2 separate regions of the Homo sapiens genome follow, and region 2 is linked to region 1. The links are chromatin loops, found by intact Hi-C in ENCODE. Cell type or tissue: HepG2. All regions are shown on one strand. Each heading gives the region's core, and the rest is flanking DNA. Links, peaks and the distances in the headings are about the cores only.

The links. Peaks named below come from ENCODE experiments on the same cell type or tissue, not always from the same donor. Only the 100,000 strongest peaks of a DNase experiment are listed, where the experiment ranks them.
Region 2: it touches region 1 in a loop (18-fold over the local background); 40 of 110 quality-filtered maps call a loop at or near these places.

Annotation. Positions count from the first base shown.
Region 1 is chr22:25,164,528-25,175,368 of GRCh38, reverse strand. KIAA1671 reads right to left here. Exons shown (of 13, transcript NM_001145206.2): 7 at 4,431-4,549; 8 at 880-1,129. Among named protein-coding and RNA genes, the nearest start is that of CRYBB3, 30 kb to the left of the region's middle. RefSeq lists silencers at 2,873-3,167, 5,933-6,227. In HepG2, for the core only: a CTCF peak has its summit at 2,994 (motif pointing right); DNase peaks (open chromatin) are centred at 5,478, 5,868 and 6,938.
Region 2 is chr22:25,077,891-25,088,731 of GRCh38, reverse strand. All of the region lies in intron 6 of KIAA1671, which reads right to left. Among named protein-coding and RNA genes, the nearest start is that of KIAA1671-AS1, 29 kb to the left of the region's middle. RefSeq lists an enhancer at 2,436-2,730. In HepG2, for the core only: a CTCF peak has its summit at 7,153 (motif pointing left); DNase peaks (open chromatin) are centred at 2,651, 4,731 and 7,151.

The sequences.
Region 1 (10,841 bases), core at 1,421-9,420:
TCCTCTGGGGAAATGTGGGTAGCCATGCCCAAGTGTGTAGGTGGGAGGCTTTACTGCCAGGAGAGAGGGTCCCTTTCACATTTTGCAGATGTTCCATCCCCCAGAAAGTGGGCAGGTAGCCCTATTGTTACGCGAGGAGAATAATGACATCACCCCTGGGTTTCAAGGGTTGAAAAGGAAGACCTGCCTGACCCCTGGAGGTGGGGCTCCCAGGGGAAAGGAGGATAAGTTCTGGTCTGGAAGATGCTAGAGCAGGAGACCGTTTGACCTGCTATGCTGGGGCAGCTGACATCCTGGCTGTGCTTGGGACCTGAAAGAGCTGAGTGCTAGGGACTGTCCCCTGGGACCTCCATGAAAGGTGCCCATGCCTGAGGGGACTTTCTGTCCTGGAAGAGCCACTACAGAGACAGTCGGATCCCCTGATACCAGGGACACTGTTGTACCAAGCAAGACCTTAGTGAGAACGTTCAGCAGAATCATTCTGAGCAAACTCCAGCCTCTTCATGCTTGCAACTATAAACCTCAGGGTGACTTCCCAGGGGTAAGTGGTCAGACTCCCTGCTTACCTAGCAGGTAAGGGCTTAGATCAGTTTTAATTTGAATGCATGCAATTGTATTTGAGGCTGTGGAGCTGATGATGCTGGTTACAAGTGGATAAGGAAGCTGAGGCTCAGAGAGGTGAAGACATTTGCCCCAAGACACACAGCAGGTGTATGGCAGGTCCAAGATACATGCATAAGTGAGTCCCATTTCAAAGACAGTGCCCTCCGTACCCACTCCAAGGGTCCCTGGCACACAGATCCTACACCTGAAGTGGCAATTCACAGAGAGAGGCTGGAATTTCCATTTAAGAAGAAATGCTCCTGGCCACTGACTTACATCAATGAAGGAGAAGTCATCTACTCTCTTTTCAGGGCAGGCGTCCGGTGGAGGCGGCCCCTCCATCCCATCGGTGGATTCCAGGTCAGTGCTGGAGTGGTCCACGCTGGTGCTCCGCTGGTCCCTGGAGCAGTCATACTGGTCCCCTGCCGAGGTGGGCTCCGTTTGGGAGGACAGAGAAGACAAACGGCTGCTGGGGGGCTGTTTCCTTGTCGATGTGGCACTGCTATCTGGGGACTCAGTGGCCAAGCTGCCAAAAAAGGGAATGAAGGGAGACATGGTTATGGAGAACGTTTCAGAGAACGGGATTTCAAGTGAAGGATGCTGCAGGCAGCATAGCTTGGGTTATGTTTTATAAGCCAAGTAACAACAGACAGAACATCCCAGCAGAAGACCCTCTTTGGAAACAGCACAAGATGTGCCAGCGAGGTGCTGTCTAAGGCACTGCCTGGAACACCTGGCCAGGTGCAGAATGGGAGGAGTCAGTCCTGTGCCACTCAAGATCCTTTGGCCCTGCGCTGTCCTGGACGGAAGCTGCTTATCACAGGTGGTTGTTGGGTCCTTGCAATGGAGCAAGTGACAGAGCTGAGATATGCCGTGAGCATCTTACACACTGGATTTCCTATACCTTACACACTGGATTTCCAATACTTTGAATAGAAAAAAAGAATGTAAACTGCCTCGCTAATAACTTTTCATGTTAATTACATGTGGAAATGATAGTATTTTGGATCCCTTGGTTCTGATAAAATACATCCCTAAATTGAATTTCACTTGTTTCTTTTTATTCTTTTGGTGTAGCTACCAGGACATTTTAAATTACATATATGTCTTGCATTTGCAGCTTACATTATAATTCTTTTTTATTTATAATCGATACATAGTAATTACACGTTTCCGGGGTACAGAGTGGTGTTTCAATACATGTATATATTGCATAAGGATCAAATCATCATGTTGTATTTCTGCTGGGCAGTGCTGATGTAGATCAAATTGTTATCAGCAGTTACCTATGGAAGAGCAGGTGGTGGGACCTGCATTATTTCATTCACTTATTCATTCAGTCATTTAATAAAAATCTACTGAGCACTTACTATGTGCCAAGCATTGTGCTAAAAAATGTGTCATTCAGTCCTCTCCAATAATCCTATGAGGATTAGCCTATAACTGCCACAATCCTACAAGTTAGGGTTGGTGACATGGTTTGGATTTGTGTCCCCAACTAAATCTCATGTCGAATTGGAGGAAGGGCCTGGTGGGGGGAAGTGATTGGATAATGGGGGCAGATGTCCTCCTTGCTGTTCTCATGATAGTGAGTGAGCTCTCACAAGATCTGATGGTTTAAAAGTGTGTGGCACCTTCCCGTTCTCTCTCTCCTGCTGCCAGGTAGGACGTGCCTTGCTTCCCCTTCACCTTCCGCCATGATTGTAAGTTTCCTGAGGCTTCCCCAGCCCTGCAGAACTGTGAGTCAATTAAACCTCTTTCCTTTACAAATTACCCAGTCTCAGGTAGTTCTGTATAGCAGTGTGAAAACAGACTAATATAATTGGCCTCATGAACTTAAGTATTCTTATTCACCTTGTTAAAGGTGAGGAAACTGAGGCATAGAGATGTAAATTAGCTTGTCCCCAGCAACAGGACTGGGATTGAGCCCAGGCAGTCTGACTCCAGCGTCCATGTCCTTGGCTCTCTCCTACTTCTGAAATCTCTTCCTATGATAATATAATCAGGTATCACTTGGGTCATTGGAATAATGTAAGATAGAAAATTTACAGATAATTCAAGTCATTAAAAACCTCCTGCCCTGCCTCCATCCACATATTAAAAAGAACACCTAAGCCAATAGCCTAGCAAAGCCTCCAGGTCATGGGAAACCCTCGCCTTGAGAAAGGACAGGTGGGCACACCTGACAAGTGGGCCTACTCTCAAGACCACCAGTCTGCTCCCTTGAGCAGAACTTTCCACAGGTGTGCTGGCATTTCATCGTGCTTTCTGTCAGCTCTGGGGTGATTTTATTACTTGTCATATGGAGGATGTTAGGGTTGTAAGGTGGATTGAGGCAAATCCACACGGGATGAAGGTAACAGCACTGAGAGACAGCAGGTGGCACCACTGTCCAAGGCTGGGTGTGCCATGCTCCTGGGGTGGCCCGAGGAGGGGAAGTTGCATTGTCTCTGCAGGACAGCAGGGAGCACCCCCTCAGGGGTGCACCTAAGTCCACACTCCAGGTCCCACAGGTCCTGAGTCAGAACTGGGGAATGGAGACCCCGAGAGAGGAACGGGCTCCTAGGGTCACACAGTGACATGTGCAAAACCAAGACCTGGGTTTCCAGACTCTCAGTCCAGTGCTCTTGCAGGGGTATTCTAGATAAATTTAAGTAAGCTCATAACTAAACACATATTTCATGGGTCAGTGGGAAAAACAGCTTTCTCGGGCACTGTAAAAAACCTTTGCTTTCCTTTTACTTTTTCTTATCCATTTTCAATTCTATCACCCTCCTGCCAACTTTAATATTGGTGACTTTATCATTTTTATCACTGTGGTAAAATACAATTTGCCATTGGTCACATGCAGGACAGTCACAGTGTTGTGGAGCCATCATCACTGTCATCCTAGAAATTTCCATCACCCCAAAAGGAAACCAGATACCCACGAAGCAGCCACTCCCCATTCCCTCTCCACCCCAGCGCCTCATCTGTTTTCTGTCTCTATGGTATTTGCCTATCTTGGATATTTCATATATCATTATTATTATTATTATTTTTTTTTAGACAAGGTGTCTCTCTCTGTCGCCCAGGCTGGATTGAGTGCATTGGCGCAATCTTGGCTTACTGCAGCCTCCACCTCCCGGGTTCAAGTGATTCTTGTGCTTCAGCCTCCTGAGCAGTTGGCATCACAGGTGCCCACCACCACACCCAGCTAATTTTTTTTGCGTTTTTAGTAGAGATGGGGTTTCGCCATGTTGGCCAGGCTGGTCTCAAACTCCAGGCCTCAAGTGATCTGCCCGCCTGGGCTTCCCAAAGTGCTGGGATTACAGGTGTGAGCCACTGTGGCTGACCCATAATCTTTTTTTGTTTGTTTTTTTGAGACGGAGTCTTGCTCTGTCCCCCAGGCTGGAGTGCAGTGGCACAATCCCGGCTCACTGCAACCTCCGCCTCCCAGGTTCAAGTGATTGATTCTCCTGCCTCAGCCTCCCAAGTAGCTGGGATTACAGGGGTACGCTGCCACACCCAGCTAATTTTTTGTATTTTAGTAGAGACGGGGTTCCACCATGTTTCCCAGTCTGGTCTCGAACTCCTGAGCTCAGGCAATCCGCCCGCCTCAGCCTCCCAAAGTGCTGGGATTACAGACGTGAGCCACCGCACCCGGCCCATAATCTTTATTATTATTTTTTTGTACTTCCTAATTTCCTTTTTAAAAGAAGAATGGGTTCCTTTTATAATTACAGACTGGAGGTTTTAGCAATATAGAAATCAGGAGGTGGGTGGGCTGCAGCAACTCCAGCCCAGCTGCCCCCTTTGCAGCCAGAATCCCGTCGCACGCGTCCTACCTCTCCCCACTCTGGCACTGCTCTGTCCACGTCCCATACTGGCTGCCGGCTTCGTGCACGAGGGTGTCAGTGTCCTTGGGTTCAGTGGGCTGCCGGGAGAAACACTGCTTCAGCTGGTCCTGCAAAGACAAGCCAGATGTGAGATTTCTACCAGGAAATGTACTCAGAACCCCCGTCCCGGCTGACACACAAATCAGATCGCATGGCCCCCAGCTCAAACCCATCCCAGCAACCCGCTGCCTTCCTAAGTGGGGCCAGACATCTTGGCTGGGCACTAGCGTGACCAATCGTCCTGGTTTACCAAGATATCACAGGATACAGGACTTTCAGTGCTAAAAGTGGGCCAACTGGGATGAAGTGGTCACCCTACCTGGCATGTGGAGCCCTGCAGGGCATCGCCTGGCCCCCACCTCAATGGCCCTCTCTCCTCCTCACAGTACAGCCTGGGCACACTTCTCTCATCTTCAGTGTTACTCAGACTCATGGATCTGGCTGGGGGAAGCTCCATGCACCCGCTTGCCCAGGTTCCTACCACCACCGTGTTTCCCAACCGCATCACCAGACAGAACATCCATGGAGCACCGAACTTGGGACAGGCATTGGGCTGAGCTCTTGACATGAGATCACCTGGTTGAACTACAGTCCCTCGACAATCCCATGGGGTGGATCTTATTACGATCCCCATTTTACAGATGATAAAATTGAGGCTTAAAAACATGAAATTACGGCCGGGCATGGTGGCTCACTCTTGTAATCCCAGTACTTTGGGAGGCCGAGGTGGGCGGATCACGAGGTCAGGAGATCGAGACCATCCTGGCTAACATGGTGAAACCTCATCTCTACTAAAAATATAAAAAATTAGCTGGGTGTGGTGGCAGGCGCCTATAGTTCCAGCTACTTGGGAGGCTGAGGCAGGAGAACGGCGTGAACTCGGGAGGCGGAGCTTGCAATGAGCCAAGATTGCACCACTCCAGCCTGGGCGACAGAGAGACACTCCATCTCAAACAAAAAACATGAAATTACACGCCCCAAATCAAATAGCCAGTAAACAGCCAGCGAAGTGGAATTCAACCCCCAGGTCCAAACCACTGCGCTTCAGGCAACATCAATCCCTTGGGCTGTTGCAACCCGGTCTGTTGCTGGTCTCGGCCCTCGGCCTGGGCACTCAGAGAGGGCACGCAGGGAGCAAGGGTGCTGATTAGCACAGAACTGACCACAGGGCCAAGCCTGGCACACGGTGGAAAGGCCATAAATCCCCATTAAATGACTGAACTGCTGTCTTCCCTCATTTGTCTGCTTCGCAAATTAAAAGCCCATTCCCTGTGATGTGGCCACTGAAGTGGCTGCCACTTAGGCTTGTGCTTTGTTGAGTGGGGAGAAGCTGGTGCCCTCAAGACAAAACCAAAAGTCCAATCCTTGGATGGGCCGTTGGCACACTGATGACTCAGACGGCCTTGGCTGCCTGAGCTTTGAAGCTTTGAATGACGCTCTCAGTCACCTTTTTTTTTTTTTTTTTTTTTGAGACAAGGTCTTACTCTGTCACCTAGGCTGGAGTACAGTGGTGCAATCACAGCTCACTCCAGCCTTGGCCTCTGGGGCTCAAGTAATCCTCCTGCCTGAGACTCCCAAGTAGCTGGGAGTATAGGTATACACTACCACACCCAGCTATTTAAAAAAATTTTTTTGTAGAGATGGGGTCTCGTCATGTTGCCCAGGCTGGTCTTAATCTCCTGGGCTCAAGAAATCCTCCTGCCTCAGCCTCTCAAAGCATTGCAATTACATTGCATGGTGAGGCACCACGCCCAGCCCCAGTCACTGTCTTTTGATGAGGAATTTGGAGATGGGGGTTAGGGCATAAGACTGGCCCAGAAAGACAAACGGGGCTCATCTTTACTCCTTACGTTCTGTTCCATTTGAGATCAGGAGGCACATTCTGCTGGAATATGCTTCATATCATCTCCTGCTCAAAAACCTTCCGGGGTTCCCTATTGTCCTCACGTAGAAATCCAAGGCCCCTTGAAAGTGAGCCCCCACATTTCCTGTCTGATCCCATCCCCTACCCTTGCTCCAAACAAACTCTCTATCCCACACTCTTTGGCTTACTACATACCATACCCACACAAGCCTCACACACTCCTGGCCTCTGCAGCCTTGTTTGTATCATTCCACCTCCCTATCCATCCTTCTTAAACAAAGCTATTGCAACCCATGGTGATATCTCCTCCCTAAACTTTTTTTTTTTTCCCTAGATGGAGTCCCACCCTGTCTCCCAGGCTGGAGTGCAGTGGTGCAATCTTGGCTCACCGCAACCTCCGCCTCCCAGGTTCAAGTGATTTTCTTGCCTCAGCCTCCTTAGTAGCTGGGATTACAGGCACACACCACCATGCCTGGCTAATTTGTTTGTATTTTTAGTGGAGACAGGGTTTCACCACATTGCCCAGGCTGGTCACGAACTCCTGGCCTCAGGTGATCCGCCCACCTCGGCCTCCCGCAGTGCTGGGATTCCAGGCGTGAGCCACCACTGTATACCCTGGATGACTTATCAATTGTACCAGGCAGAACGTGACACATAATTTATATTACACAACAGATATTTACTGAGCTCCTACTACATGCTAGGCACCGGGGAACTGGGCGTGGGAGGTCACGGCACAGACGCAGGCTCTAGGATTCTGCAACTCATCAGATGTGCCCTTTAAGACTGGGATGCTCCAATGTTTCTGTTCCCCTCTTGGAGCCTGCCTGGCACGCAGTAGGTGCTTAGTTAACGGAGGTGGGCTGATTGTTCCTCAGCAGTTTATCTTCTTCCCAGGCAGGGGAGCCAGCCTCTTCTCAGGTTCTCTGGAACCACACTGAGCCGAGACAGCACTTGTGGTCCATGTGGTCCTGCAGAATGAGTGGGCACCTGGGGAAAAGCCTGCTGTGTGGCCTCAGGGCTCTGGCTTCCCTCTCTGAATTGCAGAGAAGTTACAAGAATTCAGTGAGAAAATAATGGTCACCCCCAGGGCACAGGCGCAAACTTGACAGCTCCTAGAACAGGGCCCAGCACTCAGGAAACATCCCATAAATGGTCACCTCCTTTCCATTCTCTTTCTCTTGCCTTTTAGAGATACTCATGTACCCCATGATGTTCGTGGGAATACTGTGAATGAGGTGTATACAAGGACGGGAATTCAGAATAAATCCCTCAGTCACCCCTGCTAAATGGCTACACTCATAGACCCAAATAAGAGCTGCTGTCCACTCTTAATTCTACTGTCTGTAGAAGCTTTTCTGTCTCTAGTTACAACATAACACCTTACTCACTGTAAAACATTTAGGAGTAACGGAAAATCACAAAGAATACATTTTAAAAGAACTTATCACCCAAAGACAGTATTCTCTCATAGTCCTGCCCGGAATTTTCTCAGGATCAATTCACCTACATCACCATTTTACTGGCTGAAGAATATTTCACTTTTCGGATGCAGCATCTTCCAATTAACCAGTCCCCAAGTGCTGGGACTTTTGGTTGCTGAGGATTTTCTTCACCACTATAATCAATAATATGACGAACACCCCTGAGGCTAAATCAACACATCTCTGCAATTATTCCCGTAAGAGAAATTACTAGGTATAGAGTCACCAGGTCAAAGGGCTTTGGGATCCAGATGAGCAAGCCAGCTTTGGAAGAGGCTGCCTAACTTCCAAGCCTACGGGCAGCACATAGGGATAGCTGTTAGCACGCTGTAGGGATGCACTCAGGCCCTGCTGGGGAGTGTTATGTTTTTGCCTTGCAAGGCAAGGTCACCTGATATACTCAGAGGCACAGCACCATCGACAGAATTCTCCCTGGGACGCAGGGCTAGAAGTGGTCATCTGAGCCCGCTCCCAGCTCCTTACTGTTTTCAAAGATGTGATGGAACTGGCCATTCCCTAACTTAATGCCCTTCAGAGGTCAGATTCAGAGGCCAGATGCTGGGGACTTAGGGGTTGTTTCTGGTGGAGGACAAGACATCGTTGTCCCAAGCAGCTTGTTGTCCCGAGGCTGCAAGGTGGATGCTGGGCTTGTGCCTGTGTATGCTAAGCTCAGCGGGAGGCAGAGGAGTGACAGCTTATAGCGAGGGTGGGGACGCAGGGCAGGGCTTGCTGTCTCTGCTCTGCCCAGCTGTGTGGCCTGGCTAAGTGACCCCACCCATCCAAGCCTCAGTTTTCACACTGGAAAAACAAGGACTGTTTTGAGGTATCAACAGATAATCTTCAGAAAGTGTTAAGCTCACTGCCTGGCACATAAATGGGTACCCAGGAGATGGGAACCGTCATGATGACAGCAATTTTCAGGCCCTCTTTGGAGTCAGGCAGGGGAATGGAGCCTTGGCAAAAGGTTCTTAAAATCCCTGAGAGAGGGGGATCCCCCTCAGGGCTGAGTGATGGAAGAAGGAATTTGCAGGGGCCCCCTAGAAACCAAAAGGTCAAGTCCATTGCTGAGGGTGAAACCAGGGCAGGCGGCAGGGGGGCAGTTTCCAGACCTCTTGCGGATGGCCCTGGGGATAAATGGTGTCCAACCAAAACATGGTGGCTTCCCTTTATACAACCATCTGTGTGCCCTCCCCCACAGAGGTTTGGGATTCAGGTTCAGGGATCTGAACTCTCCAAGAGTCAGGGATGGATGGGTTTTCTCCCTCCACCGCCTAATGCCAGACTGAGGGTCCTGAGGCCAGCGCTGCTCCCTCCTCTCTCTCCTTCACTGCCATACTGCATCGATCCTCAGTCCTTCAAAGTCTCTTTCTCGAACAACATTCCTTCCAGCTATGACCAGCTATCTGTTCACCCACGGCGGCAGCTTCCGAGGGACCTCCCCTGGCATCCTTCGCCCTGTATGTGCTTCTCATTCTACTTTCCAAAACTGAATAGGTCCCTGCTCAAAGCCCTTCCACAGCCCCCCACGTCCCTCCGGGTAAGGGCTGGGGTTAGGGAAAGGGTTACGGCCTGCGGGACCTGCATGGGTGCGGGGCCTGGTGGGCTCAGCAGCTCCTTCAGTGTTGCTTCCCTCCTCCCATACCCCTCCTCTCACCCCCCAGTCCCTCCCACTGGCTCCTCCAGCCCCATTTCCCTCCCCTCACATTCCTCCCTCTCACCTCCAGGCCTGGTGGAGCAGCCACCACCTCCAAGTTACCATTCAGATTTCAACTTTGATGGCCAGGAAGCCTTCCCAGAACTTTCCCACCGTCCTACCCTGAGGGCTGGCTCAGGAGGCCCCAGGCTCCCATTGTCCCCTAGACCTCAGGTCTCTACATCTGTGCCATCTGATACAGTAGCCACTAGCCACTTATGACTATTTGAATTTAATTTAAATTGACATTAACTAATACTAAGAATTCAGTTCCCCTGTGGCACTAGCCATATTTCAAGAGCTCCACAGCCACCCACCATGCTGAACAGCATGGAGAATACATTTCTATCACTGTAGAAAGCTGTAGTGTACAGCACTGCTGTAGAACTTTCCACAGTATAATAATTATCATTTACCAGTTTCTCAGCAGTCTTCCCTGAACAAACACTGCTTCCAGAGCCAGAACACCTGGACTTGAATCCAGAGACCACCACATAGTAGCTATGTGACCTTGGACGAGCTACTTCTCTGTGTCTCAATGTTCAATCAAAGCAGGTTATGGTGAATATAACTGCATTCTCTGCTCTTTAACACAGACTGTCAAATTTGGAGTCATGCAGGGGCTAGGGTTACCTAAGGGAATTCATCTTGTAAATGCAGTTTAAGAAAGCAAGCTGTTAATCAGCACTTTCTCTAGTTAGTATCCTGGTAACCTTGTGCATTACAAGTTATTCATGCCTCATCATTCTACCAGAACTTGGCGGGACTTCAAATCAACACTTGAGCTTAGCCCCAGAGCTACGAGGCCTCAAAATCAACCACAGACACACACACACACACACACACACACACACACACACACACACACGCCTGCAACTCTCTCTCTTTTTTTTTTTTTCCCGAGACAGTCTCACTCTGTTGCCCAGGCTGGAGTGTAATAGGACAATCTCGGCTCACTGCAAGCTCCACCTCCTGGATTCAAGTGATTCTCCTGCCTCAGCCTCCCGAATAGCTGGGACTACAGGTGCGTGCCACCAGGCCCAGCTAATTTTTGTATTTTTAGTAGAGAGGGGGTTTCACCATGTTGCCCAGGCTGGTCTTGAACTCCTGACCTCATGATCCGCCTGCCTTGGCCTCCCAAAGTGCTGGGATTACAGGCATGAGCCACCATACCGGGCCCCTGCAACTCACTTTCTACAAGTCAGGTTGTTTTATTAGCTTTAAGGCAGGATATTCTTCCAACTCTTTTGCTTCACAGGCTGCTGTAAAAAACACCTTAGTGACTGCAGGCAGGTGGATAATATACAAGATACTCTGAA
Region 2 (10,841 bases), core at 1,083-9,082, 86 kb after region 1:
ACCAATTTCTCTTTAGAACACTGTTTTGCACTGTTGGAAATGTTAAACATGTCTGTGTATTACTTTTCCAATTAAAAAAAAGTTATTTATTTTTAATGTTTATTCATCACTTGTATTAAATGTTCTGTCCCTAAAAAGGTGACTTAAATTCCCTCCAGTGTGTGAAGACAGTCCAGTTACTGCATCATCACACGTGTATCCATTTATGTGTCTGTCACCCCTTCCTTAGTGGTGGGGAATGTGGTGGCCGCACCTCTGTACCCTTCTGCAGAGCCTGGCACCTGGTGGGTACTCAGTAAGTGTTTGAGGAATGAAAGACAACATTGGCCAGGCGTGGTGGCTCATGCCTGTAATCCCAGCACTTTGGGAGGCCAAGGCCAGTGGATTACCTAAGGTCAGGAGTTCAAGACCAGCCTGGCCAACATGGTGAAACCTGTCTCTACTAAGAATACAAAAATTAGCTGGGTGTGGTGGTGCACGCCTGTAATCCCAGTTACTCAGGAGGCTGAGGCACGAGGATCGCTTGAACCTCAGAGGCAGAGGTTGCAGTGAGCCGAGACTGCACCACTGCACTCCAGCCTGGGCGACGGGGTGAGACTCTGTCTCAAAAAAAAAAAAAAGAAAGAAAGAAAGAAAAGAAAGACATCATTAACACCAGTGAAACCACTTCCATCTTCTTAAGAGCTTTCATTTTACCAAATGACCACTCACAGAGCACCAACTACTCCATGCTAGCCAATTTATACCCAGCATCTCATTTAATTGAGTCAATACCCTGAAGCCTCGCTAAAGGTGGTAGATGCTGTTGGTTCCCTGCCAGATCTCCTTTATTGGCTGGGGCGCCCATTCCCCAGGTGCTGGGGGCTCTGGCTGCTATGGCTCACAGCCCCCTCTCCTCCAGACCGTGGGCAGTGGAGAAAAAGCTGCCCCAGTGCTCTGAAGTAGGACTTATTTTGTGATGCTGTTCACCCGCCAAAGCTCCTGAATGGACCACGTTGACTCAAGCTGTTGTCACTAAATCACATCCACACAAATCCCCACCTCAGAGTCTGCTTCTGGGAACCCGACCTGAGACACTGCTCTGCAAAATCAACAAGGTGACGCAGTTGTTTTTGTTGTTGTTGTTTGGTTGGTTGGTTGGTTTTTGAGATGGAGGAGTCTCGCTCTGTCTACCAGGCAGGAGTGCAGTGGCGTGATCTCGTCTCACTGCAACCTCCGCCTCCTAGGTTCAAGTGACTCTCCTGTCTCAGCCTCCTGAGTAGCTGGGTTATAGGCGCCCGCCACCATGCCTGCCTAATTTTTGTATTTTCAGTAGAGACAGGGTTTCATCACATTGGCCAGACTGGTCTCGAACTCCTGAGATCAGGTAATCCACCACCTCGGCCTCCCGAAGTATTGGGATTACAGGCATGAGCCACTGTGCCCAGCAGGAACACAGTTTTTTAAACTGTTTCTGGGTATCCACTGATTCCAAACTAAATCTCTAAGAGTGGGCAGATTCAGCATGAGAAGTTTGGAAAAGCAAGACATGTAGCTGAGGTTGGTAAATAAGATCCCGGAGGCAGCGGCGGGGTGGGGGGTGGGAGGGGCAGAATAAAGGTTTATTATGCCCATTTTACAGATGAGAAAAACTGAGGCTCACATAAGTGATTTTTGTTGTCATGGATTCTAAATTTGAAGTCAAAGAGGTAGATTTGAACCCTGTTCCGTTGCACCCCAAAGCCTTAACTCTTCTCTCCATGCCTACTGCTCAGCTGTTTGGGGGTTAACAGGCCTGGCCAGTGCTGAACATGGTAACTTTAGGCTGGCTGTGAGTAGAACATTCCCCGGCTTTACTTGCCTGGTGCAAGCTGCTCAGCCGGCTCTAAATTTAGAACTGCTAACATGGTCAGGAAGAGGGGTCCCTGGGGGTTACTGTTCCACAGCCAGACGGCGCTGGGATTCGGACTGGCGCCTTGGTCACACTCAGAGCCAGCCTGGTGTGGAGAAAATATGGAAACAGCTCTCTGGCCGGCCTTTGGGGGATTTCCTGTCCACCTGTGCAGACCGAACAACAGGAAAAGTCTGCAGTGGGGTTGGGTGGATGGGACGGGGCAGATGGAGATGGGCGAGGTCCACCCAGCTGGGCTTCCCTTCTCAATTCATTCACAGATGGATGCTCCTACAAAGGTCAGGGCAGTGCAGGAAGCATTTGCTAAGCACCTGCTCTATGCCTGGCCCTGCATTAGGATCTGAGGGAAAAGATGAACGAGATACATTCCTCTCCTCAAGAAGTTCATTTATGCACTCACTCACTCCTGCGTTCAGCTCAACACATATTTATTTATTCAGCACCTATTGTGTGCCAAGCCCTGTTCTAGGAAGTGGGGAAACTAATGAGCAAGACATGTCCCTACCCACAAGAACCACTTTTTCACTCACCCACTCATTCGCTCATTCAGATTAACATTTAATGAGCACCTGCTGTGTGCAAGACCTTAAGCTAGGAAGTGGAGAGACAGAGATGAACAAGACATGCTCTCTGAGGATGAAAAGTTTCATTTTCGCATTCATTGTTTTCTTTCACTCTTTCATTCAGTTCTGTAAATGATTAATGAGCACTTGCTGTGTACTCAGCCCTCTGCTAAGCACTGTGCATATAGATATGAAACAAGACACAGCCACTACTGATAGAGTTCACTTCAGTGGTTCATTCATTCATTCAGCATAACATTCATTGATGGAAACTCCTGGATGTCAGGCACTGTGTCACGTGACAGGGATACAAAGATAGGGGCTGTTTCTGCTTGCAAAGAGTCTCACTCATCCATTCATTCTTTCATTCCTCCAGTGCAGTGAGTATTTATTGAGTGCCTACTATGTGTCAGGGACACAGATGTGCATACGAGAGAATCTCTGCTCTTGAACAGCCTTCCTCCCTTCCTCCCTCCCTCCCTCCCTCCCTCCCTTCCTCCCTTCCTTCCTTCACCACTTATCAGTTTGCTTCACTCAACATATATTGGACACTTACTGTCTATCAGGCTGTGCGGAGGCAGAGGAATGAATCCCAGGCCTGGATCTGAAGGAAGTCATAGACACACCAGCTCACACACACAGGGTGAGCATCATTTGGTTCCTGTCAGGGCCATGAGGACCCACCCAATGGTTCCTCAAAAGCTCCCAGCAGCAGGCAACACGTCCCTCCTACAGAGCCGCAGGACGGACAGGGGGTTATGGGGGGGGAGGTGGGGGCCCCTCAGCACACTGGGAGAGAGAAACTGCTGGAAATATACACCAGAGGGAGGGTTTGGTGAGTGAGGTGATTCAGACATCTCAGTGAGGATTTTCAAGAACTCAAGGAATATTCTAAGTTCAGAGGAGGAAGAGAAAAAGATCGGCCCACGTCTTCTGACTGTGGCATACTCAACACCAAACTGCCAGCAGCAGTGTTGGTTCCCCTTGGCTCCTCTGCCCTCCCAGGCCAAATGCCTGCCAGGAAAACAATGGCTTTGAATCGGCTGCTGAGAGGACTGAGAAAAGCGTCCACATGAAGTCCCTGGCACAGTGCCCAGCACAGAGTAGGTGCTCAGTGAATGTCACCTGGGCACATCTGATCTACTGCAAGATGCAGTGATTTTGAATGTGGCTACACATTCTCTGCCACTCCTGCCACTGAGAAGGGGGTCCATGTCCCCTCCCCTTGTCACTGCATGGCCCAGCAGAGAACAGAAGTGACGCTATGTAAGTCCTGTGGCTGCAGCCATCATAAAGGGAAGTGTGGCGTTTGCCTTCTTTGCCACAACACTCACTTCCAGAGCCCTAAGCTGCCATGTTGTGAGGAAGCCCACGCCACCAGGAGTGGCCGTGTTTCAGTGCTCTGGTTGACAGTCCCAGGGAAGCCTGGTTTTTGAACCATCACGTGTGCCAAACACATGGGTGAAGAAGACTCTAGATGGTTTTTGAACCATCACATGCACCAAACACATGGGTGAAGAAGACTCTAGATGGTTCTATCACTCAACTGTTCGAGGCTCCCAGCTGACACTCCAGACAGGCAGCAGACACTCTCACTGAGCCCTGCCTAATTTCTGACCCACAGGATCCATGGACATAATGAACAGTGGTTGGTTTGCACTGCTGTTTTGGAGTCGTTTGTTATGGCAACTGATAACTGGCCTGGAGGCATTTCTTCAACAGGTCCCTGCCCTGCACACCCTGCAGAATCTGGGAGGATCAGATAAACCAGAAACCATAAAATACCTTTTATACATTGTCAATTTTTTTTTTTTTTTTTTGAGATAGAGTCTTGCTCTGTCGCTGAGGCTGGAGTGCTTTGGCGCAATCTCCACCTCCCGATTCAAGCGATTCTCCTGCCTCAGCCTCCTGAGTAGCTGGGATTACAGGCGTGCGCCACCATGCCTGGCTAATTTTTGTATTTTTAGTAGAGATGAAGTGTCACCATGTTGGCCAGGTGGTTTCGAACTCCTAACCTCGGTGATCCGCCCGCCTCGGCCTCCCAAAGTGCTGGGATTACAGACGTAAGCCACTGTCAAGTTCTATACACACAGGAGCCACTGGCATTATCTCTCAGGACACAGAGGGGGCTCTGCAGCCTTCCTGACCACACTAAACTTGGCAAACCATAACTAAGGCTGCCACTCCCATCAGTTAGGCTGGGAGACTCTGCAGACTACTGGGACTGACCTGCACTCACGTGGCAGGCCGCCGCTTTGTCCTCAAGACAAGACTTAGGTCATCCCTCCAGGAGGAATGAACTGGAGGACAAAGGCGGCTTTCACTGGGCCCAGGCTGCTCTCGGCAAATAGGGGCGGTCAGGGCAGAGCTGGAAGGGGGTGGCCCCAGGCACTCCCCCCTGGGCAGGTAGCCAAACAGGCCAGGTGGGGCCCAGGCAAGCTGGGGCAGCAGGGGGTCTGGCAAAGGGCTTTCTTCCCTGCTATCTGGGTCTTTTCCAATCTAGGCCTTAACAGGGAGAGGGCAGAGTAAAATGAGGCATGAGGACAGCTTGGTAAATTCAATAGAATGTGGAAAAGGTATCCCTAGGATTAAGGTCAAATTAAAGACATAAACTAACACAGTGCAGGCTCCAGAGTAAGACAGCCTGGGATCAAATCTTGGCTCCACTGTTGACCAGCTGTGTGATCTTCTGCAAGTGAGTTAACCTCTCTGAGCCTTGTTTTCCTTATCTGTAAAATGCACATAATAACAGTGCCTCCCTTCTAAGACTGTTGTGAGGATAAAAAGAAACATTCTAAAGTGCTTTTCCTAGTACCTGGCTGCTATGGACTGAAATATATTCCCCCCAAATTCACATATTGAAGCCCTAACCCCCTAGTACATCAAAGGTGACTATTATTTGAAAATAGGGCCTGTAAAGTTGTGATTAGGTTTAAAATAAGGGTGTTAGGTTGGGCTCTAATCCAATCTGACTGTTAACGTCATTAGAGGAAATCTGGAAACACAGACAGGAGCCCACACACGCAGAGGGAAGATGGTGTAAGGACACAGAGAGAAAGTGGTTATCTGCAAGCCAAGGAGAGAGACCTCAGGAGAAACCACACTTGCCAACACCTTGATCTTGGACTTGTAAACTCCAGAACTGTGAGAAAATACATTTCTTCTGTTTAAGCCATTCAGAAGTCTCTGGTTTTTTAATATGGCAGCCCTGGAAAACTAATACACCAGCACATAGGAGGAGCAAAATAAAAATCTCTGATTACGATATTATTACATTTATATTATAGCAACAAAATATTAGGTCAACATGAACATGCCTATATTTTATTAATATAAATGTTTGATATGAAATATTAAAACAATATGAAACACCTGCAGTTGTATGTCCCTGCCTCAGAATTTCTATATAAAATATCAGGTGTTTTTTGTTTTTTTGTTCTTTAGAGAGACAGAGTCTTGCTCTGTCACCCAGGCTGGAGTGCAGTGGCACAACCATAGCTCACTACAGCCTCCAACTCCTGGGTTCAAGTGATCCTCCTGCCTAGCCTCTTGAGTAGCTGAGACTTGAAAGCATGCACCTCCACGCCCAGCTAATTTTTAAATTTTCTGTAGAGACAGGGTCTTGCTATGTTACCCAGGCTGGTCTCTAACTCCTGGGTTCAAGTGATCCTCCCACCTGGGCCTCCCAAGGTTCTGAGATTACAGGCATGAGCCACCAGGCCTGGCCAACATCAGGTTTTCTTAAACTGTAATAATTCAGACCAAATTCCTTGAAAACCTTGTCATCCATGCATTACTGAACCACTGAAATGGTTACATTGTGTCCTCTGGGCTCCAATCACAGTGATAAAATCAATGACACCCTCAAATCTCCCACTTCCTCCAGAGGTGCCTGGCCTCTGCGCATTGTGGTTCAGCCTCTTGGATGCCCATCTTCTCTTGTCCTACTCAGGTGTTAAGACCCAGCTCAGGCCTAGTTCAGGGTAGGCACTCAATACACGTGCACGGCAAGCCAACTATGAGATAAGTTAATGCATTTCAACAAAGAAGATGCTGGGCCCAGAGGGGGTGGTGGCTGGCACAAGGTCACAGTATCCTGGCTCCACACTCATCAACTCTGTCTCAAACACAGAAACCACATGTCCACTCAGCTTGAAACCCCCAAATCTGAGTCCTTTTTCAGCTCTGGAAAATCCATTTGCCTACCAGCAGCAAACAGTGCGGGTAGAGGGCACGGAGAGGGCATCAACCTGCATCAAGCCTTCCATAGCTCACTGTAGCTTCCAACTCCTGGGCTTAGGTGATCCTCCTGCCTCAGCCTCCCCAGTAGCTGGAAATATAGACATGCACTACCCAGCGGGGTAATTTTTACATTTTTTGTAGAGATGGAGTCTTGCTATGTTGCCCAGGCTGGTCTGGAACTCCAAGGCCTCAAATGATCCTCCCTTCTCCTTCCTTCTTTTTACACTCCACACTATTCTCTCCTGATGTTGGACTTTCCAGAGGCTCTGTGCAACCTTTGGACAAGTCAGGTTTTGCTCGGTGTCCTCATTTGCAAAATTTGGACAGTCAGAACCCCTGCCTCACTGGCTGTTGAGACAGCCACACACACTCAGGTGTGAAAGTGTGTAGCTCTGCACATGCTTAAAAAAAAAAAAGCAGCTGCCCATCTAACCCCTGTTGTTAGAACAGGGGTGCCCTCTAGTGCCTCAATCGAGAAGTCATTCCACCCTCGAGGCAGCCAGCAACTTCTACACTGTGGGTTCAATTCCTCCCTTGGATATGTGGAAAGACAGCACCTACTGTGTGCTAGGTGCTCTCCCCACTGGTCTCCACAATGAAATGCTTACACAATCCTCATTTGAGACAGGGAGTTTCTCATCGTCAGGTGAGACACAAGATCAGAGACACGAAGTCACCTGTTCAATGTCACAGAGCAGCGAGGGCTGGATTAGAACCCACATCTGTCTGACTCTGAAGCTCCACTCCTTACTGGACTCTTAGAATTGGGAGATTGTGCACAGGAAGAAACTTTAAGAGACTCCAGTCCAATCTTTCATTATACCTACAGAGAAACTGAGTCCCAGAGAGGGCAAATAGTTGCTCAGGGTCACATGGCATTTGCATCCTGGAATCCTGGCTCCTAGAAGTATTTTGCCCACATGTCCAGCCCTCCCAAGCTTCTGCCTTGCATTTACGGTTCCTTTCAGCAGTCACGAGATTGGCATGCCCCTTCTAACTGCTCTAAGCCCTGGAATGTCTGACACCCAGCAATGACTGCTTTGGAACAGTTAGGGCTGGGGCCTCAAAGACCTCCATCTGAGAGTGGGGTCCACTTCAGCCTCTCAGGACAAAGCTCCCAACAGCACGGGAAGGTGACTGAGGCCCACCAAGAACCAAAAAGTGGAAGTCTAGGCTTGGGGAGCCATTGTTACCACATGGCTCTCTTTTTATTACTGTAAAAAGCAATCTATTTTACATATGGCAAAGACCCTGTGGACTAACAGGCAGGGCAGTGGTCCTGCTTGGAGGGGCCATAACAGGCAGACAAAGAGTCTGAAATTGGCCAGGTGTGATGGTTCATGCCTGTAATCCCAGTGCTTTGGGAAGCCAAGGTGGGAGGATCACTTGAGCCCAGATGTTCGAGGCTTTAGTGAGCTATGATTGCACCATGGCACTCCAACCTGGGTGACAGAGCCAGGCCCTGTCTCTAAAAAAATAAAAATAAATAAAAAACAAAGAGTCTGAAATTGTCACAGTGAGGAAGGTGCTGAGAGGAGCTGGCCTGGGCTCAGCTGAATTCTCAAACCCTCTAGTGGATGTGAGCAGGGCCTTCTGCTCCAAAGGCTCTGGGTACCTCTTCCTGTAGCTCAGAAATGGTGAGGATTTTCCAAGGGGCTGAGGAATCTCACAACAGGGATTGGTGTTTTAATCCCTGTGTTTTAATCCTTTACAATTCCCCTCCCACCTGAGTATCCCAACAACTCTTAGGCATGGGCAGGGCATGAAAGACCCTTCCCATTGTACAGCTGGGGAAGGGGAGCTACGGGAAGAGGTGGAGAACGTATGCTGACACCGGTATCTAACTGACTTTTCAAACTCAACCAACAAGTGCAAACCTGGGTCCCGATCTGCCCCCAAGACCCTCTACCCTGCAGTTTTCCTAATGAAAGCTGATGACAGCTCCATCTTTTAGCAGATGGCAAACTCTCAGGGTCATCCATGACTCAAGTCTTTCCTATCCCATGTCCAATCCATGAGCACATCCTGGGGCTCAACCTTCCAACTAGATCCAGAATCTGCCCACTTCTCCTTTTCTCCTGCCCCAGTCTGAGCGGCCATCATCTCCCACCTGGACCACTGCAGTGGTTCCTTACTGGTCCCCTTACTTGAGTCTGTTCCCCACATGACAGCCAGAGGGACCTACTCAAAGGCCAAGCTGGGTTGTGTCAGTCCTATTCAAAGGGTCACTCCCCCATGGCTCTGGTGTCCCCAAGCACGAGGCACAGTCCTTAGAGTGACTGCAAGGCCCGGCATGGTCACCTCCCTGCTCTCACTGCCCACTCTCTCCTCTCACCCAGTCTGCTGCAGCCACCGTGGCATCCCTCCTGTTCTGCAAATGTGCCTGTGCATGCTTGGGCCTTAAAGCCTTTGCACTGACTATTCCTGTTTCCCCCCAAGCTCCCCTGGCCTATGCTCTCCCTGCTTCTAAAGTCTCTGTTCAAATGTCACCTTTTTAGAGAGGCAGAGGCCCCACACACCCAAGCCCTCCAGAACCTTCTTACCTGGTTCCTTCTGTCTTTCCCCAGCACAGCCCACCTCCTGACATACTATACAACGTTCTTACACATACCCATTGTTGATTGCCTGAACACCCCACTAGAATGTTAATTCTGGCCGGGCCCCTATAATCACAGGTCCTCAGGAGGCGGAGGCAGGGGAATCATTTGAACCCAGGAGGCGGAGGTTGCAGTGAGCCGAGATGGTGCCATTGCACTCCAGCCTGGGCGACAGAGCGAGACTCCATCTCAAAAAAAAAAAAAAGTTAGTCCCTGGGGCAGGAAACATGGCTGTCTTGTGCACTGATGTATCCCAAACCTTTAGAACAGGGCCTGGTGCATGCAACTGAACTGAACTGAGGACACATCAGGTGCCTAGCACCAGCATCGGCTGCCACCACTTATTCAGCACCTACTGTATGCCTGGCTTTGTTTGCATCGCCTCACTGAGTCCTCAGGCCAACCCACGAGGAAGTTGCTATCAATATTTCTACTCTATAGATGGCAAAACTGAGTTTCTGGGAGGGCTAAGAGATTTGCTCGAGGCCCCATGCTCTATTAATAAGTGGCCCAGTAGGGAATAGAAGCCAGGAGAGACTGACTCCAAGCCCGTTTTTGCCTCCATGACTGGGTCTAAAAAGGCGCCCACAGCTCAAGTCAGATGAAAATCTCTCATGATGCAAACTGTTCCATGGCCCAAACCTCAGGCCCAACTCAAACAGCACAAAAATAGTCAGTTCTTCTATTTCAGCCACAGACATTGCTGAGACAAAGCCAAACCAGACCCTTGGCACAAACTGAAGCCACTATGATCTGAGATTCAGAAGCTGGTAACAGTAATTGCTTACGGTGTGCGTATGGAGTGCCAGGCACTACGATAAGGCCATTTGTCCCCACAATAGCTTTCAACATGTCAGGTCAACAGGGTGGTCCATCAGCCCACATCTATTTTTATTTTTTACTTCTTTTTGAGACAGGGTCTTGCTCTGTCTCCCAGGCTGGGAAGCAGTGGTACAATCCTAGCTTACTGCAGCCTCGAACTCTTGGGCTCAGGTGATCCTTCTGCCTCAGCCTGCTGAGTATTTGAGATTATAGGCGTACACCATTATACTTGGCTATTCAAAAAAAAATTCTTTTGTAGAGACTGAGTATTGCTGTGTTACCCAAGCTGGTCTCAAATTCCTGGGCTCAAGCAATCCTCCCGCTTTGATCTCACAGAGTCTTGGGATTACAGGCGTGAACCACTGCACCTGGCCAGCCCACATCTATTAAGCACCTATTATGTGCCAGGCACTGGGCCAAGGGCTGAGAGTTCAGTGGTAAACACACAAGCAACCTCCCTGCCTGACAGAGACTGCATGTAGTCATCAAATTAGCTTTGGAGTCAGATTTCCAAGTTCAAATCCCAGCTCTGCCCCTGGCCAGCTGTTGCATATCTGGTGGTTACTCAGCCTCTCAGAATCTCAGTTTTCTCTTCGGTAAAATAATAATAAAATCCACCCCTCAGGGCTATTTGTGAGGATTAATCAAGATCCCACACACTGAGGCACTTAGCGTCAAAGAGGATAATATCTTTTGCTGTTTCATGACTATTATTATTACTACTGT